Linked DNA regions of Homo sapiens: region 2 is linked to region 1. A link is a contact called in ENCODE Hi-C or POLR2A ChIA-PET data. All regions are on one chromosome and are shown on one strand. The core of a region is the stretch at or near the end of the contact, and the rest is flanking DNA. Distances in the headings are between cores, read along the strand shown. Region 1 overlaps YARS1 (tyrosyl-tRNA synthetase 1). Region 2 holds the start of FNDC5 (fibronectin type III domain containing 5).

What was found. Hi-C counts contacts between places; a loop is a spot of excess contacts on that map. ChIA-PET counts read pairs that join two places held with the same protein, here RNA polymerase II (POLR2A). Pooled maps may share reads with other maps.
Region 2: a pooled map shows a loop between it and region 1 (10-fold over the local background). The contact joins the promoter of FNDC5 here to the enhancer-like site in region 1. A Hi-C loop is called at or near these places in 3 of 168 maps with a recorded cell type or tissue (endothelial cell of hepatic sinusoid, heart left ventricle and testis), 1 of 37 single-sample maps with no recorded cell type and 9 of 50 pooled maps. POLR2A ChIA-PET finds 5 or more read pairs at or near these places in 5 of 52 experiments (H1, HCT116, PC-9 and 2 more).

The regions. Positions count from the first base shown.
Region 1 is chr1:32,796,297-32,800,519 of GRCh38, forward strand. It overlaps YARS1 (tyrosyl-tRNA synthetase 1), which reads right to left. Exons shown (of 13, transcript NM_003680.4): 5 at 1,467-1,547. Among named protein-coding and RNA genes, the nearest start is that of YARS1, 19 kb to the right of the region's middle. RefSeq lists an enhancer at 2,992-3,121. Within about 2 kb of position 2,860, at least 7 of the 41 ENCODE cell types and tissues checked have a DNase peak (open chromatin) inside an H3K27ac peak, as active enhancers do; they include PC-9, where a contact is called at or near this core.
Region 2 is chr1:32,869,149-32,873,131 of GRCh38, forward strand. FNDC5 (fibronectin type III domain containing 5) reads right to left here and starts at 1,764. Exons shown (of 6, transcript NM_001441683.1): 1 at 1,505-1,764. The coding sequence starts at 1,742. RefSeq lists an enhancer at 3,532-3,983.

The DNA of each region.
Region 1 (4,223 bases), core at 1,610-4,109:
AAAAAACAAACAAAAAACAACAAAAAACAAATAATAAGAAATAATCAAAAAATGTATTTATTTTTTTCTTTTTTGTTTTTTTTTTCAGAGACAAGGTCTTGCTTTGTCACCCAGTTTGGAGTGTGATGGTGTGATCATGGCTCACTGCAGCCAGGATCACACCTCCTGGGCTCAAGCAATTATTCTGCCTCGGCCTCCTGAATAGCTGGGACTACAGAGGCGTGCCTGGCTAATTTTTTATTTTATTGTGGAGACAGAGTCTTGCTATGTGGCCCAGGCTGGTCTCAAACTCCTGGGCTCAAATGATCCTCCTGCCTCAGCCTCCCAACGTGCTAGGATTACAGGCATGAGCCACAGTGCCTGGCCCTCAAAAAATTTATATTGTGGCTGGGTGCAGTGGCTCACACCTGTAATCCCAGTGCTTTGGAAGGCTGAGATGGGTGGATCACCTGAGGTCAGGAGTTCAAAACCAGCCTGGCCAACATGGTGAAACCCCATCTCTACTTAAAAATATAAAAATTACCTAGGCATGGTGGCAGGCACCTGTAATCCCAGCTACTCGGCAGGCTGAGGCAGGAGAATCGCTTGAACCCGGGAGGTGGAGGTTGCAGTGAGCCGAGAGTGAGCCATTGCACTCCAGCCTGGGTGACAATAGCGAAACTCAGTCTCAAAAAAAAAAAAAAAAAAAAAAAAAAAAAAATATATATATATATATATATATATATATATATATATATATATATATATATATATAGTAAGCATTTCTGTATTCATTAACTATATCAAAAAACTAAGCCAGGCACAGTGGATCTCACCTATAATCCCAGCACTTTGGGAGGCCAAGGCAGGAAGACTGCTTGAGCCCAGGGGTTTGAGACCTGCCTGGGCAACACAGGGAGGCCTCATCCCTACAAGTAATTTTAAAACTACCCGGGTGTTGTGGCATGCACCTGTGGTCCCAGCTACTTGGGAGGCTGAGGTGGGAGAACTGCTTGAGCCCAGGCTGTCGAGGCTGTGATGAGCCATGACCGCATTACTGCACTCTGGCCTGGGCGACAGAGTGAGAACTTGTCTCAAAAAAAAGACAAGAAAAAGAAAAAGATGCTGGGAAATGCGAACCAAATGCTCTGTGAAAGGACAGTAGTTCCAACTGGTAATGCCTCTCCTTGGAAACTGGGCTATTAGGAAAGGAGTAAATCCAACAGGTGCGGGAGCAGCTTCCTGGTTGTCACCAGGCACATGGGCTCTGGAGTTTGAAAGATCTGGGTACTAATAATTCCTGCTCAGTTACTAACTGTGTGATATTGGACAACTTCTTATCTTCTATCCTCAGTGTTCTCATCTGCAAAACAAGGAGAATATTTACCATACACTATGACTAGTGGGACTGACACATCATAGTTCAATAAACACAGCTGCATACCTCTGAGGTGCAAGTGAAAAAAGACAGGAAAGCAGACACTCACCTTCTCTGCAAAGGTGAAAATCTTTCTCTGATCAATGCCTCCAAATTGGGCATCTACTTTTAAATACTCTTCATCCAAAGCCTGTGGAAAGAAACACATGAACATAAACATCTACTTTATTTTTTTGAGACAGAGTCTCGCTCTGTCGCCCAGGCTGGAGTGCTGTGGCGTGATCTCGGCTCACTGCCACCTCTGCCTCTCAGGTTCAAGTGAGTCTCCTGCCTCAGCCTCCCGAGTAGTTGGGATTACAGACATGCACCACCACGCCCGGCTAATTTTTTGTATTTTTAGTAGAGACAACGTTTTGCCATGTTGCCCAGGCTGGCCTTAAAATCCTGAGCTCACCTTGGCCACCCACCTTGGCCTCCCAAAGTGCTGGGATTACAGGCGAGAGCCACCATGCCCAGCCTAAACATCTACTTTATTTCTTCTATATGGGTCTGAGAAATCAGAAACTTTAGGAAATTACTAGATTTTTCAGAAGGTAAAGCCAAGAAGAAAATAAACAGCAGTCAGCTTCCCTCTTGGCCTCAAAAGCTGCAAAGACAGTTGCTGAGTGTTTGCGGTGAACATTACTCTATGTGGATGTCATGGGATAAAAAAATAAGAGTAGTCTCTGCCCTCAGGATATGCAGAATCCTGCAGGGAGGGAGAGAAGAAGAAAACAAACCATAGTCATGCCAAAGGTATTCTACTGAATAAGGTGGCCTGTGACAAATGAAATATAAGTAGCATAAAGAAGTCCTGTGAGAATTCGGGAAAAAGGTAAGACTGAACTAGAAAACAGTGACTGTCTGGGTGCGATGGCTCACGCCTGTAATCCCAGCACTTTGGGAGGCTGAGGTGGAAAGATCACTTGAGCCCGGGTGTCTCTCCAAAAATAAAAAACAAACAAACAAACAAAAAGAAATTAGCCAAGTGTGATGGTGCGCATCTATAGTCCCAGCTACTCAGGAGGCTGAGGTAGGAGGATCACCTAAGCCCAGAGAGGTCGTGGCTGCGGTGAGCCATGATCGTGCCACTGCACCCGAGCCTGGGAGACAGAGTGAAGCCCTGTCTCAAAAAATAAAATTAAATTAAAATAAATAAATAAAACAGTGACTGTCACTTATGACATGCCAGGCCTGCTGCCAGCTCCGTGGATGGTGAGATAAATCAGACCCAGACTCTCCCTTCAAGAAGCCCAATTATCCAGCTGGGGAGAGACATGTAAACAGATCATTTCAACTCAGCGTGCTAAGGGTTAACCCAGATGTTCATATAAGGAACAGTGTTGACATAAAAGAAGAAATTATCTCTATTTAGTAAGATGGGTGTGGAGAAGTCTTCCTAGAATCAGATTGTGGGCTAAGCTTGGTTTTGAACAACATATAGATGTTTTTCACCATGCAGAGGAAATAGAATGTGAGAAGGCACAGAGGTGTGAAGTGTTTAGGGAAATTTTGAGTGATTCAGTCTGCAAAAGTACGAACTTCAAGGGAGGTGGGAAGTAGTGACTGATGAGGTTAGAAAAGTAGGTAAAGACCATGAAATGTCATGCTAGGGTGCCTAGTGTTATCTTGGCCAATGAAAGGTTTTAAGGAGAGGAGAAATATGACCAGCACTGTAGGAAGATCTCAACAGTAACAGGGCAGGGCAGAGACTGGAGACTCATGGGTTGGAGACAAAGTGAATGCCTCAAAGGCTATTGTGAAAGTCTAAGTGAGAAATATCGATGGACAAAAGACAATGAGGACGCAGAGCAAGAATGAATTTAAGACATTTTAAAAAAGTAGAATCGATAAGATTTAGTGCATAATTGGCTGAAGGGAAGAGGAAGAGAAGGCTGAACAAGCAGGAACAGTCTAGAACAGCATTATCCAACAGAATCTTCTGTGGTGATGAATATATTATATGTCTGTGCTGTCCAATATAGTAGCTAACCAAGAACTTGATATATAGCCAATGTGACTAGAGAACAAAAATTTCCATTTTATTTAATAGCCACATATGACTAGGACTAGAGGCTACCACATTAGACAGTACAGACCTAGTTTTTTCTTTCTTTCTTTTTTTTTAGAGATGGAGTCTCACACACACAGAATAAAACAGAGATGGAGTCTTGCTACGTTGCCTAGGCTGGTCTTGAACTCCTGGCCTCAAGCGATCCTCCTGCCTTGGACTTGGGATTATAGGCATAAACCATGGCGCCCAGCCAACAGTGCAGAACTAGCATGTCTCCGGGTTTTCTTTTTTTAAGATAGGGTCTCACTCTGTCACCCAGGCTGGAGGGCAGTGGCATGATCTCGGCTCACTGCAACCTCCACCTCCTGCGTTCAAGCGATTCTCCCACCTCAGCCTCACAAGTAGCTGGGACTACAGGGGCATGCCACCACACCTGGCTAATTTTTGTATTATTTGGCAGAGATGGGGTTTCACCATGTTGGTCAGGCTGGTCTTGAACTCCCAACCTCAAGTGATCTGCCTGTCTTGGTCTCCCAAAGTGTTGGGATTACAGGTGCCAGCCACTGCGCCCAGCTCCAGGTTTAACCTTGGAAAATATCTCTTTGAGGTGACAAGGGAAAATTTTATTTTCTCATATCAAGCATTATAAAGGGCTAGACGTGTTGGCTTACGCCTGCAATTTCAGCACTTTGGGAGACTAAGGCAGGAGGATCACTTGAGGCCAGGAGTTCAAGACCAGCCTAGACAACATAGTGAGACCCTGTCTCTACAAAAAATTTAATTAAAAAAAATTATACAGATATACAAAGAAAA
Region 2 (3,983 bases), core at 514-3,013, 72 kb after region 1:
TCAGCTCTTCAGTGGGTTGAAGAACCAAGCCCAAGAGGCCCCAGGCTCCTCATGACTGGGACGGAAGCCCCTGCTGGCCACAGGCCGGCCCCATGAGGGGTCCAAGGCTCAAAGTGATGGGCCTGGGCCGGGGCCCTATCTAAGGGATGGGTGGTTAGAGTTGTGGAGAGAGTTATGTAGGGGACATAGGTGGACAGAAACTGAAGGTTAGCTGATGAAAAGCAGACAAAAGGACTCCCCAGTCCAGTGCTCTTTTGACAATACTGCCCTGTCCAATGAGTGACCTTGCGCGAAGGAGAAAGACCCAGAGATCGAGAAGTGTCAGGCTGGGGTGAGCCCTGGACTGGGAGTGAGGAGAACAGAAGTATCCTCAGAGCTGTGGTGGCCCAGGCAGAATAAAGCCTGCGGAAGAGTCTGTGTGAGCCTCTTATCCATGCTCTTCCAGCCCCAAGATGCAGGTGGGGAGGTGGCAGGGGAAGATGGGGTCACTCAGAGCAGGGCCCCTCCATGGCGAGTGGAGAGGAGAGAACAGGTAGGGGAAGAGGATGAATGAGGAATCACTCCAGAAGAGACAGGAGGGAAGTGGGGGTGAGAGTGATAGGGATAGTGGGGGTCAGTGAGGAAAACCGTCCAGGAGAGGGGCAGTGCAGTCACATAAGGCTCAGTATCTTCCAAGGGGCAGGTGCAGCACGGGGCAGAGCTGCGCCTGAGCAGCACCCCTCACCCCACAGAGAGTGAACTTGAGACCCAGGGGGCTGGGCCTGGGACCTGAGGGAGACAGAGCCAGACATGGAGGGGGAGGTGGAGAGACAGGACACAGACAGGTGGTGGCAGACACAGAACCAGAGGACAGAGAAGTGGGGCATCTGAGAAAGACAGCTGCGAGAGAGCGCTCCCCGAGCCACGGAGGGAGAGATGAGCCGGGCAGCGGCAGCCAGGAGGGACAAAGACAGAGTGGCAGGAGAGGCTGGGCAAGGACGGGCCGGCCCCATGGGGCAGGCCAGACACTGTACCAGATCAGGGGTGCCGGGGCCCACCCCACGCCCTGCGCCCTCAGGTGCCAGCCCCCATCCCCTTCACACGTGCTCCTGCACAGCGGGACCCCATCTGCCCCTGCAGAGTTGGCTTGCAGGGCTTTGAGAGGTCCTGGGGACACAGAGAGAGGCCCAGGTGGGGGAACTGGTGTCCTCAGCTGCTCCCTGGGTCAAAGAAGGGAGCTAGGGAAGCTGAGGCAAAGACCTGGGGTTAGGGGAATGGGATTAGGGGACTGGGGACCACAAGACCCTAGGAAACCCAGGGCTGAGGTGACAGGGGAGATTTGGAAACTGAAGGACAGGTCTGGGGGTCAAGGAGGTAGGAAGACGCTGGGGGCTGGGTTAGGGGAGCAGTGTTTGGGCCGAGACAGGAGTCCCTAGGGGGCAGAGAAAGGACCAGGGGACTCCCAGGTAGCTGGGCTCGAGAGGAGCCTGCCCCGGCGCCGGCCCCCCGCCCCGGGCCCCCTTACCCGCCTGCACCAGCGCGAAGCAGACGCAGCCCAGCCACAGGCGGAGCGCGGCGCGGGCGCGGGGCGGCCAGGCGCTCGGCGACCCGGGGTGTATGGTGGCTCCTCCGGCCGGCAGGCCCGGGGCGGCGCAGGGGGACGCGGCTCCGGCGCCCGGCGGCCGCTCGCGCTCGCGCTCCGGCCCCCGGCCCGGCCGGCCCGGCCGCTCCGGCCGCCCTGCGCCGCCCCGAGCCGCCTGCATGTCGGCTCCGCGGACAGCGACTCCCGCGCGGCGGCGGTGGCGGCGGCCGCGTCCACGTCGGGCGCCCGGGGGGCGGGGCGCCCCCGCTGCGGGGAGAGGTGCGGGGGCGGGGTGAGGACCGGAGGGCGCCCCCACTCCCGCCCCCGCTGCCTATTAGGTCCTCTGCCGGGGAGGAAGGGGCTTCGCGGACCCACGGCTCCCGCCCTCTCACCGAGCGGGAGCCCAGCGGGGTTCTCCGCGCCCCCGCCGCGGTCACTCTCTCTCCCGTGCACAGCCCTGACTTGGCTGCCGCTTTCTGCCCTTTCCCAGGGTAGAGAGAGGACAAGTGCCACCGAGATGCCCGTTTGTGCCCCCACCCCTAAGCGCGCCTCCCTTCCCTGGGCCTAGGGATCCCCTCATTCCACGGTAGACCCGAGGCCTTGCGGCTGGGGCAGACGGGAGCAGAGGGGAGAGATCACAGTAAGGCTGGGGTGAGCAGAGAGTGCTAAGTGGACACTAGGGCTCCGTGTTTCCAGTGGGGTTGGGAAGAGGCTGCTCTGTCTCACTGGAGAGTCCAGCTCTGTGACCCCAGGCCAGTCCTTTTCCTTCATTTTCATCCCCATAGTGAGGGCAGTAATGAGCGTCTACCAGGGGCCAGATACTATGCTGAGCTTTCTTTGCATTATGTGGCTTAATTCTCAGGGCAACCCTGTAAAGTCATACTCTGCACACTTTGCACAGGAGGAGCCTGCAGCTTGGACAGGCTACTTGACTTGTCCAGGGACCCGCAGCAGAGCCAGGATTTGAACACAGGCTGATCTGACTCCCAAAGCTGTGCTTAACTGAACTGTCTCCCCACCCAGAGTGACTTCACCCATCCGGAGATTCGTGAGACTCTAGAATTGGCCGGGGCCAGCTCCTCCCCAGCCAGAAAACAGTCTGCAGCAATCTCTAAGAGCATCTCTGAGAAGGGGAGTGGCTCCAGCCCCCTTCCCTCATCTCAGCCAGAGAAACAAGGTGGAGGAGAGAGGCATGGACCAGGGCTCAGGGCCTTTTGTCTCAGCAAGAACCCCTGAGCCCCCTCCCACGACTATCCGAAATTCCACTACTAGCGGGGCATTCCTTTGGGTCTTAAAGGTTTTCCAGAAGCCCTGGAAGGGCTAATTTTCTTTGGAAAGGAGACGTCTTGCAAAGTTCTGCCACAGAAACGTCTTCAGGGTCTTCCTCTCCATCCCCCTGGTTTTACATTAAGGAAGTGAGGTCTACCGATGGGAAGAGCTTGGTGCAGATTCACACAGTGGGTCAAGAGGAGCGATAGACAACCCTCCTCTCCTTATGCCCACCCAGGACTCCTTCGCTGGCCCTGTGTTCCTCCTTGGTCACCTTGGAAGGGGTGAGATGGAAGCGAGCTTAGGGGCTCTTGTTGAGCAGCAGAATTTTCCTGCCCATCCCCTCAGTGCCCCCAGACCTGCCCCACTCGGCAGGGTGACACTGCCCAGCCCTATCATTTCCCCCGCCACATACCTTGTCCTGGGAGAGCCTCAGCTGGGACCTCGACCCGTTTGGGAGAAGAGCCCCGGAGCCAGAGCACCTCTCTCTCTCTTTTCTCTTTGCTCTCTTTCTCTTTCTCTCCCCTTATTATCTTCTCTCTCTTTCTCCCCGCAGCTGCTGCCTGCCCCACCCCACCCGGCCCCGCCCCACCAGCTGCAGCTTAGCCCCTAGGGACCCCCCACCCCCCATCCATCAGACAGGAAGACAACCAGGAGGCCCGCAGGAGCAACTGGAGCCTCTTCAGGCCTCCAGCACAGGAACCAGCAGGAAGGAGAGGGTTCAGTTAGAGGACACAGAATCTACTCCCGTCCCTGCAGGGGAGAAAAGGAGGGAGGGTCCTGGTGGGGTCTTGGCCTCCAGTCCAGCGCTGGGGAAAGGGGAACCTTGGCGCCATCTGCTGGCCTCTTTGGGTAAAACCTAGATAGATGTAGGGCATTGGGAGGGAGGAGATGGCAGTGCCTGAGGGCTTGAGAGAGAAGGCGGCTGAAGGAGGGGGCTTGGAGGATTTGGAGAGTTGTGACTGTGGGGGTACAGCCTTCTCAGTCCTCATGATGCATGGGGTGCTTGGGCCTTAATTCTGGGGAAAGCCCTGGTGCCTGGAATCTGGCAGCCAGTGAGAGCTGGCTGGGAGGATTTAGTGGAGCCCTGGGTGAACTTGGGAGGGAGCTGTCAGAAGCAGCCACTGCAGGCCAGGGCGCTGGCTCACGCCTG